3 separate regions of the Homo sapiens genome follow, and regions 2 and 3 are each linked to region 1. Evidence: chromatin contacts called from ENCODE Hi-C or POLR2A ChIA-PET data. All regions are on one chromosome and are shown on one strand. The core of a region is the stretch at or near the end of the contact, and the rest is flanking DNA. Distances in the headings are between cores, read along the strand shown.

Evidence for each region. Hi-C counts contacts between places; a loop is a spot of excess contacts on that map. ChIA-PET counts read pairs that join two places held with the same protein, here RNA polymerase II (POLR2A). Pooled maps may share reads with other maps.
Region 2: a loop to region 1 is called in a pooled map, with 5 times the contacts of the local background. The contact joins the promoter of RANGRF here to the promoter of TP53 in region 1. A Hi-C loop is called at or near these places in 3 of 37 single-sample maps with no recorded cell type and 9 of 50 pooled maps. POLR2A ChIA-PET finds 5 or more read pairs at or near these places in 4 of 52 experiments (CD4-positive, alpha-beta T cell, activated B cell, activated CD4-positive, alpha-beta T cell and 1 more).
Region 3: a map of OCI-LY7 shows a loop between it and region 1 (10-fold over the local background). The contact joins the promoter of KRABD2 here to the promoter of TP53 in region 1. A Hi-C loop is called at or near these places in 4 of 168 maps with a recorded cell type or tissue (B cell, CD8-positive, alpha-beta T cell, OCI-LY7 and 1 more) and 10 of 50 pooled maps. POLR2A ChIA-PET finds 5 or more read pairs at or near these places in 3 of 52 experiments (MCF 10A, OCI-LY7 and naive thymus-derived CD4-positive, alpha-beta T cell).

The regions. Positions count from the first base shown.
Region 1 is chr17:7,685,729-7,689,329 of GRCh38, reverse strand. It overlaps TP53 (tumor protein p53), which reads left to right and starts at 1,840. Exons shown (of 11, transcript NM_000546.6): 1 at 1,840-1,953. WRAP53 (WD repeat containing antisense to TP53) reads right to left here and starts at 853. Exons shown (of 11, transcript NM_001143992.2): 1 at 769-853; 2 at 251-682; 3 at 8-106. The coding sequence starts at 681. RefSeq lists enhancers at 902-951, 1,750-2,949, 2,910-2,959, 2,423-2,970, 2,990-3,119 and a silencer at 3,420-3,479.
Region 2 is chr17:8,286,263-8,290,044 of GRCh38, reverse strand. RANGRF (RAN guanine nucleotide release factor) reads right to left here and starts at 1,375. Exons shown (of 5, transcript NM_016492.5): 1 at 1,180-1,375; 2 at 973-1,089; 3 at 631-787; 4 at 457-542; 5 at 1-232. The coding sequence starts at 1,256. The coding sequence ends at 109. It also overlaps a transcript of SLC25A35 not described here. RefSeq lists enhancers at 653-722, 1,003-1,122, 1,483-1,712 and a silencer at 873-922.
Region 3 is chr17:8,375,230-8,378,757 of GRCh38, reverse strand. KRABD2 (KRAB domain containing 2) reads left to right here and starts at 2,054. Exons shown (of 2, transcript NM_001304947.3): 1 at 2,054-2,858. RPL26 (ribosomal protein L26) reads left to right here. Exons shown (of 4, transcript NM_000987.5): 4 at 1,066-1,242. The coding sequence ends at 1,194. RefSeq lists a silencer at 1,920-2,119 and an enhancer at 1,864-2,415.

The DNA of each region.
Region 1 (3,601 bases), core at 591-3,090:
TCCTTACCACTTACAGCCTTTCAAGAAGTTCTCAGGTTGGGTGCTGAACTCTGACCAGGAACCACTGAGAAATCGAGGCAGCTGGGAGAAGCTGTAGTTCCAAGCGCTGAAAGGAAGATGGGGGACAATAAACCTGGGTCGCCAAGCAAAGGGGGCAGAGGCCTGGAGAAGTGGGTCTCAGGACCAGAGGACAGATCGACCTCACACTTCATCTCCCCAGACTCCACACTCCACTGCCATCACCACTTACGTGTCTCCCTCGTCCTCTGCAGCGGGTTCCCCAGAGGTATCTTCCATGGCTTTTCCAGACCCCAACTCTGGCCCGTTCGCTTCTTCTTCAGAAAGGCTCCCGTTTGCTTCTTCTGCAGGAAGGCTTGTATTTTCAGAAAGTTCTTGCTCCTCGATTCGAGGACTCAACTCACTAGGGGAACCAAACTCTGTTTCCAGGGGAGTGGAGAGAGAAACTGGGTCCCCCTCCCGTAGCTCCTGGGACACAGCTGAGCCAGCCACAGGATCTGGGGACAACCGGGGCGGATCCCCCCTTTCGGGAGGCGGTGGCATCAGTTCAGAGTCCGCATTTTTATTCATCGGGGAAGCGTGGGGAGAAGGATGGGCTGGAGCTGGGTCCTGGTCTGAAGGACAGCAGTCCGGAGCTAACGGTTGAGTCTCCAAAGTCTTCATACTGCAGAGGAAGCACAGCGGAGATTAGCCTCAGCCAGGATGGCTTCGAAGTTCTCAGGGATCCGACGCAGAGCTAAAGAAACCCACCTGTGCTTCCCTCCTCTTCTGGGAGTAGGCAGAAGACTCCCGGGAGGAGAGGCGAACAGCGGACGCCAATTCTTTTGAAAGCACTGTGTTCCTTAGCACCGCGGGTCGCTACGGGCCTCTTGCTGTCGCGGGATTTCGGTCCACCTTCCGATTGGGCCGCCGCATCCCGGATCAGATTTCGCGGGCGACCCACGGAACCCGCGGAGCCGGGACGTGAAAGGTTAGAAGGTTTCCCGTTCCCATCAAGCCCTAGGGCTCCTCGTGGCTGCTGGGAGTTGTAGTCTGAACGCTTCTATCTTGGCGAGAAGCGCCTACGCTCCCCCTACCGAGTCCCGCGGTAATTCTTAAAGCACCTGCACCGCCCCCCCGCCGCCTGCAGAGGGCGCAGCAGGTCTTGCACCTCTTCTGCATCTCATTCTCCAGGCTTCAGACCTGTCTCCCTCATTCAAAAAATATTTATTATCGAGCTCTTACTTGCTACCCAGCACTGATATAGGCACTCAGGAATACAACAATGAATAAGATAGTAGAAAAATTCTATATCCTCATAAGGCTTACGTTTCCATGTACTGAAAGCAATGAACAAATAAATCTTATCAGAGTGATAAGGGTTGTGAAGGAGATTAAATAAGATGGTGTGATATAAAGTATCTGGGAGAAAACGTTAGGGTGTGATATTACGGAAAGCCTTCCTAAAAAATGACATTTTAACTGATGAGAAGAAAGGATCCAGCTGAGAGCAAACGCAAAAGCTTTCTTCCTTCCACCCTTCATATTTGACACAATGCAGGATTCCTCCAAAATGATTTCCACCAATTCTGCCCTCACAGCTCTGGCTTGCAGAATTTTCCACCCCAAAATGTTAGTATCTACGGCACCAGGTCGGCGAGAATCCTGACTCTGCACCCTCCTCCCCAACTCCATTTCCTTTGCTTCCTCCGGCAGGCGGATTACTTGCCCTTACTTGTCATGGCGACTGTCCAGCTTTGTGCCAGGAGCCTCGCAGGGGTTGATGGGATTGGGGTTTTCCCCTCCCATGTGCTCAAGACTGGCGCTAAAAGTTTTGAGCTTCTCAAAAGTCTAGAGCCACCGTCCAGGGAGCAGGTAGCTGCTGGGCTCCGGGGACACTTTGCGTTCGGGCTGGGAGCGTGCTTTCCACGACGGTGACACGCTTCCCTGGATTGGGTAAGCTCCTGACTGAACTTGATGAGTCCTCTCTGAGTCACGGGCTCTCGGCTCCGTGTATTTTCAGCTCGGGAAAATCGCTGGGGCTGGGGGTGGGGCAGTGGGGACTTAGCGAGTTTGGGGGTGAGTGGGATGGAAGCTTGGCTAGAGGGATCATCATAGGAGTTGCATTGTTGGGAGACCTGGGTGTAGATGATGGGGATGTTAGGACCATCCGAACTCAAAGTTGAACGCCTAGGCAGAGGAGTGGAGCTTTGGGGAACCTTGAGCCGGCCTAAAGCGTACTTCTTTGCACATCCACCCGGTGCTGGGCGTAGGGAATCCCTGAAATAAAAGATGCACAAAGCATTGAGGTCTGAGACTTTTGGATCTCGAAACATTGAGAACTCATAGCTGTATATTTTAGAGCCCATGGCATCCTAGTGAAAACTGGGGCTCCATTCCGAAATGATCATTTGGGGGTGATCCGGGGAGCCCAAGCTGCTAAGGTCCCACAACTTCCGGACCTTTGTCCTTCCTGGAGCGATCTTTCCAGGCAGCCCCCGGCTCCGCTAGATGGAGAAAATCCAATTGAAGGCTGTCAGTCGTGGAAGTGAGAAGTGCTAAACCAGGGGTTTGCCCGCCAGGCCGAGGAGGACCGTCGCAATCTGAGAGGCCCGGCAGCCCTGTTATTGTTTGGCTCCACATTTACATTTCTGCCTCTTGCAGCAGCATTTCCGGTTTCTTTTTGCCGGAGCAGCTCACTATTCACCCGATGAGAGGGGAGGAGAGAGAGAGAAAATGTCCTTTAGGCCGGTTCCTCTTACTTGGCAGAGGGAGGCTGCTATTCTCCGCCTGCATTTCTTTTTCTGGATTACTTAGTTATGGCCTTTGCAAAGGCAGGGGTATTTGTTTTGATGCAAACCTCAATCCCTCCCCTTCTTTGAATGGTGTGCCCCACCCCGCGGGTCGCCTGCAACCTAGGCGGACGCTACCATGGCGTGAGACAGGGAGGGAAAGAAGTGTGCAGAAGGCAAGCCCGGAGGTATTTTCAAGAATGAGTATATCTCATCTTCCCGGAGGAAAAAAAAAAAGAATGGGTACGTCTGAGAATCAAATTTTGAAAGAGTGCAATGATGGGTCGTTTGATAATTTGTCGGAAAAACAATCTACCTGTTATCTAGCTTTGGGCTAGGCCATTCCAGTTCCAGACGCAGGCTGAACGTCGTGAAGCGGAAGGGGCGGGCCCGCAGGCGTCCGTGTGGTCCTCCGTGCAGCCCTCCGGCCCGAGCCGGTTCTTCCTGGTAGGAGGCGGAACTCGAATTCATTTCTCCCGCTGCCCCATCTCTTAGCTCGCGGTTGTTTCATTCCGCAGTTTCTTCCCATGCACCTGCCGCGTACCGGCCACTTTGTGCCGTACTTACGTCATCTTTTTCCTAAATCGAGGTGGCATTTACACACAGCGCCAGTGCACACAGCAAGTGCACAGGAAGATGAGTTTTGGCCCCTAACCGCTCCGTGATGCCTACCAAGTCACAGACCCTTTTCATCGTCCCAGAAACGTTTCATCACGTCTCTTCCCAGTCGATTCCCGACCCCACCTTTATTTTGATCTCCATAACCATTTTGCCTGTTGGAGAACTTCATATAGAATGGAATCAGGCTGGGC
Region 2 (3,782 bases), core at 126-2,625, 600 kb before region 1:
TTTACGCACAGGGAAGAAATAAGAGGAAACCCTCTTTTCAACCTCTTTTCCCCCTCACAGAACCGAGTCCCCAAGTTCTCAGCAACATCATGCAGTGCTTCAGCGCCTTTACTGGGGACCAAAGATGTTAGGATCGTGAAGGGTCAGACTGGTCACCAGCTGTTCAAAGTCACCCAGGCTCCAGGGTGCAGGTGACAGATTTTCGGGGCCAAGAGATGACCTGTTGTCAGGGCTTGGGGTGGGGGAACAGATGGAGACAGAACATCATCCAGGCCTGAGGTTTGGAAATTGCCAATTCCTGTTCCCCAGAGGACCTGGGTATCAGTTACCCCAAACCTCTGGCCCACTCCTGCTTCCTTGGAGGATCCCACCAGTGAGTCTCCCTGTTCTGTCCCTCCCAGCCCGATTCTCCTGGGAACCCAGTCATGAGATACCCGCCCGTTCCTTCCTCCTTACGGGGGCTGATTGAAGGTAAGCAAGAGATCAGTCTGGTACTGGGGCAGCCTCAGCAAGGCCTGATGAAGTGTCACGTCCTTTGCTACCTAAGGGGATCAGAGTCAGGATGCTTACCTGGATCTCTGCGTCCCCGCTACCGCCCTTCCAGGACATTACACACTCTCGGGCCCTCACCTGCTGGTTTTCCTTAGCTATCTGCTGCTTGCCAGAGAGGACCCAGGCTTCTTGACAGCGGCCCCTCAGGGCCAGGTTCTCCAAACTGAGAGGCTGAACAGACTCCACATGGACAGCCCTAGCCCCCTGCACGCCACCAACATCCTCAAAGTGGTACCTGGAGTAGGGAAGCGGGGTCAGGAAGGGACATCTCTGGTCGCCTCCCCGGGAGCATCTTTAAGTTGCAGGCCTGGCTCCCGGCCCGTGCGTGGTCTCACCGCCCGGATTAACCGTCGGCCGCGGGCCCCGCCCACTGGTCCGACCCCGCCCCTGCCATTGGCCAGCCGGGGGCCATTCCCTCACCGCGCAGCCGCTTCGCCCCGTACGTGGGCCTGCAGCTCGAGAAGTTCCACTATCAGGCTCTGGTCCGTCACGGGATGGCAGAAAACTTCTTGATTGTCCGGGACCGGTCGGAGGTCGCTGGAGTGAGGCGAGGCAGACCCTGGTTGACCCCGGTCTCTTCCCACAACCCACCCAGTCAGCCGCCCCTGGGCGCCCCGGCCTTCTCACCTTACGTCAATGGCCCCCATGGGGAGGATGGCGGAAAAGGCGCCCCCGAACAGCGGGCAGTCTCTCGTGGGCTCCATGGGTCTGAGGCTGGGTTATGGGCATTAGAAAGGTTTAAAAGAAGTCCACATTGGGTCACGTGGCATCGGCTCCCTGGGTTTCGCAGCTGCCACCGCCACCCGGGTCTGGCTTAGCTCCCGGATCCTTTAAGATTTGGCTCCGCCCTGCGCTCTCGTTGGCCAATCGGCGCCAAGACCCTGGGGGCGGGGGTCAGCGGCTTTGCTCCGGAAGCCGCGCTCTTAGGAGTGCGCCTGGCGGGACGGTGGGGTCTGCCTTGGGGTTGGACTTAGGGTTAGGGTCTATGTCGCCCCCGGTGGTCACGAGCATGCTCCCGCCAGCCTCCTCTTGATTGATTGATTGATTGATTGATTGACAGGTCTCGCTGTGTCGCCCAGGCTGTAATGCAGTGGCGCGATCACCGCTCACTGCAGTCTCCACCTCCAGGACTCAAGTGATACTCCTGCCTCAGCCTCTTGAGTGGCTCCTGCTCCCGCCACCACGCCCGGCTAAATTTTTAATTACTTGTAGAAATGGGGCGGGGTGGGGAGTGTCTCCCAATCTTGCCCAGGCTGGCCTCAAACTCCTGGACTCAAGCGATCCTCCCGCCTCGGCTCCCTAAGTGCTGGAATTACAGGCGAGAGCCACAGCGCCTGGCCTCCTCGTCCTTTTCAAGTGGTCACACCTTCCAAGAAGGTCGCCTGAGACCCTCCTGAGGGGCAGGTGCTCGTCAAAGGGGCCCACGTCTAGGTAGGGTCTCTTGAGTCAGGAAAGCATAGTTTCACGGTGTTCTGGGCCTCTGAAAGAAGAATGGGCTGCCACCCAGACCGCTAATTCATAGATCTGCTGCTGGGAATTAGGGGAACAATGCGTCCAGGTTAGGATTCAGGTCTCACATCTTCCTGAAAGTGAGAGCCAACCTGGGTATTAGAAATCTAATTCCTCTCAAATATTTGCCTTGGGAATGCTCCCGGGCAGGTGCAACCCCACCCCCAGCTCCACACACCTGGACAGAAGCACAGATTAAACCCTCTTTTGTTTGTCTTTTACAGATTTGTTGTGTTCTTTAAGTTTTAACTTCACTATATCATTTCAGTTCATTTCTCTATTCATCTTTGATCCTCAGCACCCGGCACGGTGTTTAGAGCATAACAGACCTGATATATATTGGGTTTTTTTGTTTTGTTTTGTTTTTGAGATGGAGTTTCACTCTTGTTGCCCAGGCTGGAGTGCAATGGCATGATCTTGGCTCACTGCAACCTCCGCCTCCTGGGTTCAAGCTGTTCTCCTGCCCCAACCTCCCAAGTAGCTGGATTACAGGCATGCACCACCACACCCAGCTAATTTTGTATTTTTAGTAGAGATGGAGTTTCTCCATGTTGGTCAGGTGAGTCTCGAACTTCCGACCTCAGATGATCCGCCTGCCTTGGCCTCCCAAAGTGCTGGGATTATTACAGGCGTGAGCCAGCGTGCCCAGCCCAGACCTAATATATATTGTTAAGTGATTGAATAAACTCAATGCAAATGTCTGGAACCCAGGAGATCACCCATACCCTCATGGATTCTAGATGTCACCTACTTCCCAGCCAAGAATTGGGCAAGAGGACTCTGATCTTGAGGCCATTCCACAGGGTTCCAAGTGCTGACCATACCTCTGGACCCTAATGACTTAGTGAAATGAAGCCAAAGGGTACATATTTATTGGTCTCTTACCTTGCCAGGCCCTAATGTGAAGGGCTGGAGATACAAAGACATTTAGGACACAGCCCCCGATGCCTCACTGAAGGAACAGTGGAGCACACTTTGAGTCTTTTTTTGTTTTTTTTTTTGAGAGGCGGTCTCACTGTTGCCAAGACTAGACTGTAGTGGTGCAGTCGTAGCTCACTGCAGCCTCAACCTTGTGGGCTCAAGCCATCCTCCTGCCTCAGCCTCCTGAGTAGCTGGGACTACAGGCATGCACCACCATGCTCCGGTAATTTTTGTGTGTGTGTGTGTGTTTTATTTTAGGGATGGAGTCTCACTGTGTTGCCCAGGCTGGTCTCGGACTTCTGGTCTCAAGTGATCCTCCTGCCTTGGCCTCCCAAAGTGATGGGATTATAGGCATGCGCCACCATGCCTGGCCCATACTTTGAGTCTTAAAGTTTGACTCAGAATTCAGTAGGACATCCTAGGGGTATTCTAGCTGGGGGAACATCAGGAGCAAAAACTTGGAGATGAGAGGGCATATTTTGGAGAAAGCAAGTGTATCTGTTTGGCAAGGGAGGGTAGGATGGGAATGGGTGGCAGGGAGCTGCAAACACAGTCAGGTGTGCAGGGTTTTTGTAGCGCACACTAAGGAGCTTGACTCCTCATTTCTTACTATAGCCATCAGACTCCTCTCTGAGTCTCATTTCCTCATCTCTAAAATGCTGTTGGGGGGCCAGGCGCCGTGGCTCACACCTGTAATCCCAGCACTTTGGGAGGCCCAGGTGGGTGGATCACCTGAGATCAGGAGTTCTAGACCAGCCTGGCCAACATGGTCAAACCCTGTCTCTACTAAACATACAAAA
Region 3 (3,528 bases), core at 805-3,304, 690 kb before region 1:
TCAGTGACTGTGGAGATTTTTGTTTGGTCTGCATGCTGTATTTCCAGCACCTCTTTTCACCCTTTCCTCGCATTCATAAGACTAAAATTTATCATAATTTGGATGTCTTTTAGGATTGGAACTGTTGGAGTAAGATCGTATTGTCATCTTCTCACTAAAGATTTTGCAGGTGGAATTATGTGTGGATGCTACCTTTAATTTCTAGCATTAAAATTCTGAAGTTACTTTATTATTTTTCTGTTTGGGGGTGGGGTTTTTTTTGTTTTGGACAGAGTTTTGCTCTTGTCGCCCAGCCTGGAAGTGCAATGGTGCGATCTCAGCTCACTGCAACCTCTGCTTCCTGGGTTCAAGCGATTCTCCCGCAGTAGCCTCCTGAGTAGGCATTCACCACACCCTGCTGTTTTGTTACTTGTTTGTTTTTTGAGATGGAGTCTCGATTGATCGCCCAGGCTGGAGTGCAATAATAGCACCATCTCAGCTCACTGCAGCCTCCGCCCCCCCAGGGTTCCAGAGATTCTCCTGCCTCAGCCTCCCAGGTAGCTGGGATTACAGGCATGTGCCACCATACCCAGCTAATTTTTGTATTTTTAGTAGAGAAGGGGTTTCACCGTGTTGGCCAGACTGGTCTCAAACTCCTGACCTCAGGTGATCCGCCTGCCTCTGCCTCCCAAAGTGCTGGGATTGGGGGCATGAACCACCGCACCCAGCCTGAAGTTACTTTGGAAACAAATATATTTGTATATGACAGCTTGTAAAACTGTAGTGAGAAGAGCAGAATCATATATTTCTCAGTGAAAAAGAAACAAATCTTATAATGAAGCACAGAAGAGGCTTTAAGAATTACTGATACCATCTTGCCTTTTCTCCTTTGTTGGTAGGAAATTAGTAAATAAGCCAGGTTTGATGGCTAAAGAGTGATTTCTGGAGTTTTTTAAAAGTTAAAATCTTTTCTTATTAGGCATCCACCTACCCCAGGTTTGGGAAATGGTATTGAATGTTGGGCTTTCCCTTGTGTTTTAGTGATTATTTAAAGCTTGGGAGTGTTTTTTTCTTATTTTTCTGCAGGTGGTTATCACTAGGCTAAAACTGGACAAAGACCGCAAAAAGATCCTCGAACGGAAAGCCAAATCTCGCCAAGTAGGAAAGGAAAAGGGCAAATACAAGGAAGAAACCATTGAGAAGATGCAGGAATAAAGTAATCTTATATACAAGCTTTGATTAAAACTTGAAACAAAGAGCCTGTGTTTTGTGTGTGGTGATTTAGGACACTCCCTAGTTTTCAGTGGATCAGTCTCTTACCTCTGATTTGTTGGTCTAAAATTTTTCTGAAATCAGGACTGATGAGATTTTTTTTATAGTGGGCAGCAGCATTTGAGGATATATCAGAAGCTGGAGGGGTGTCATTGAGAAGAAGAAGGCCTACAAGAAAAGCTAGTTGGAAACACTTCCTCTTGAACCTGTCTTTTAACTTGCTTACTATGGATAGGTTGCTATATGGACAGGCTATATTTTTTACCTTACTGCGTAAAAGTTTGTATTGCCATTGGATAGGAAGTCTTGCTTTCAATAGGATAAGAAGCTTCTGTGACTTTATAGCTTCTAGATGACTTCTTCAAGCTGTTCCTCCAGATTGAGAGGTCTCGGGTTCAGGTTATCTGATAGACCCATGGGCCCCCTTTACCTTGTTTTCTGCACAAGTGCTGGATGAGTGCCATCAAACCAAAACCTAACACGTCTTTGAGTTAAAATATAAACTAAACTGCAGCTTCGTCAGGATGAAGTGAAAAGGTGTGAGGTGGCAGCAGTGTGTGTGCTCCTGCCGTTCCTCATTTTAAGCATCTAAACAGGACACCTGAAGCCCGTTTACTTTCCAGGCTGGAGACTTGGCAACAACGTGGGAATGGGGAACGGGCCCGAGTTAAGTCACTGGCTTAGCCAAGGTCACAGCTGGCATCTGGGTGAACAGCGCTGCACGGTGTCCGCGGTGCCTCTAGGGGGCGGGGCTTCCGGCTGGCGCTGACCGGCTTCCGGCGGAGCGGGCGGGAGGTGGGGCGGAGTTGCTGCTCGGGGGCCTCTGGGTGGAGGGGGATTCAGACGCCGCGTCTGGTGTGTCCCTTTCTCCTTCCTGACCTTCCTCAGTCTGCAGCTCTTTTCTCCACCGCGCGCCCGCCTCAGCCGTTCAGCCCTGAGCTGGCGGGTGGACGGGCATGGATCCAGGCGGTGGGAGCAGTCTGCGAAGTCAGGGTAGGAAGGCTACACAAAGGAGGCGACATCCCAGCCCGGTCCTCAGGAATAAGCGGGCGTGCCCGTGTGGTGTGGACGGTGAGGGGACACTGTATTAAGTGCCTTATCTGCATTATCATTGAATCTTCATAGCAATCGATTGTGATGGGTACTGGTCATCTCCCCGGGTTGTAGATGAGGAAACTGAGGCCTCAGTAACTTTGCTTTAGTCAGTAAATGATAAGAGTCAGCAAATGAATTCCCAAGCGTAGACTCGGCCGTACCGCTGCTCTACCTTGCTAATAACGACCTACCTGTAAGCGACATTTTTGACAAAATGTCCTTTAAACATCTTTTGTGCTCAGCTCTGTATTCGTGGGCCCTCCAAAGGGGGTACAGGCAGGTAGAAGCCTCCGTCCCTACCTTATAGGTTGTATATATCTGAACTGGTCGACTAAAGATGCAAAGCGAAGTGCTCCAGTGAGTGTGGTACAGGTTGTTGAGATGAAGGAGAGATGGCAATCAGCTAAAGTTACTGAATACGTCAGGAAGGAGGCTGGTTTCAGCTGGCTGTGATTGGGAGGATCAATGCGAGGACATTCCGAGTCGGAAACAGCCAAGGCGAAGACTCACAGGTGGGTGAAGGGAGTAAACATGGCTTTGGAAATATTTCCAGTTTTCTCTGACCAACTCGTTTATCACCTAGCCGTCACATAGATCACACCAAGAAGCTGATTGATTTACGGTCACATTTCTTTCATGTTGCTTTGGAAAAGATACTGAAGCCTCGGGCAACATAATGAGACCCCGTCTCTACAAAAAAAAAAAAAAAAGAAAGAAAAGAAAAAATTAGCTGGGTCTGGTGACGCATGCCTGTAGTCCCAGCTACTTGGGAGGCTGCGGTAGGAGGATGCCTTGACCCTGGGAGCCGTGATCATGCCACTGTACTCTAGCCTGGGTGACAAAGTGAGACCCTACCCTCTCAAAAAAAAAAAAAATGAAAGAAAAAAGATATTGAAAGCTTAGAAATGTGCAGGAGTGGGCAAGTAAGATGAATAGGTTAGTAGGTCCCGACGTCCTGGGCTGCGTGCAGCCCACAGGCCACAGGTTGGACAAGCTTGATCCAAAGGAAGATGCCGCCTCTCCATCACAGCCAGTTATTGCCAGGCAGCAATGCCGCCAGTGCAGCCAGAATGTTGCCTTTTCAAGAAAGCCAGAAATCGAGGCTGGGTGCAGTGGCTCACGCCTGTAATCCCAGCACTTTGGGAGGCAGAGGCGGGTGGATCACGAGGTCAGGAGATCGAG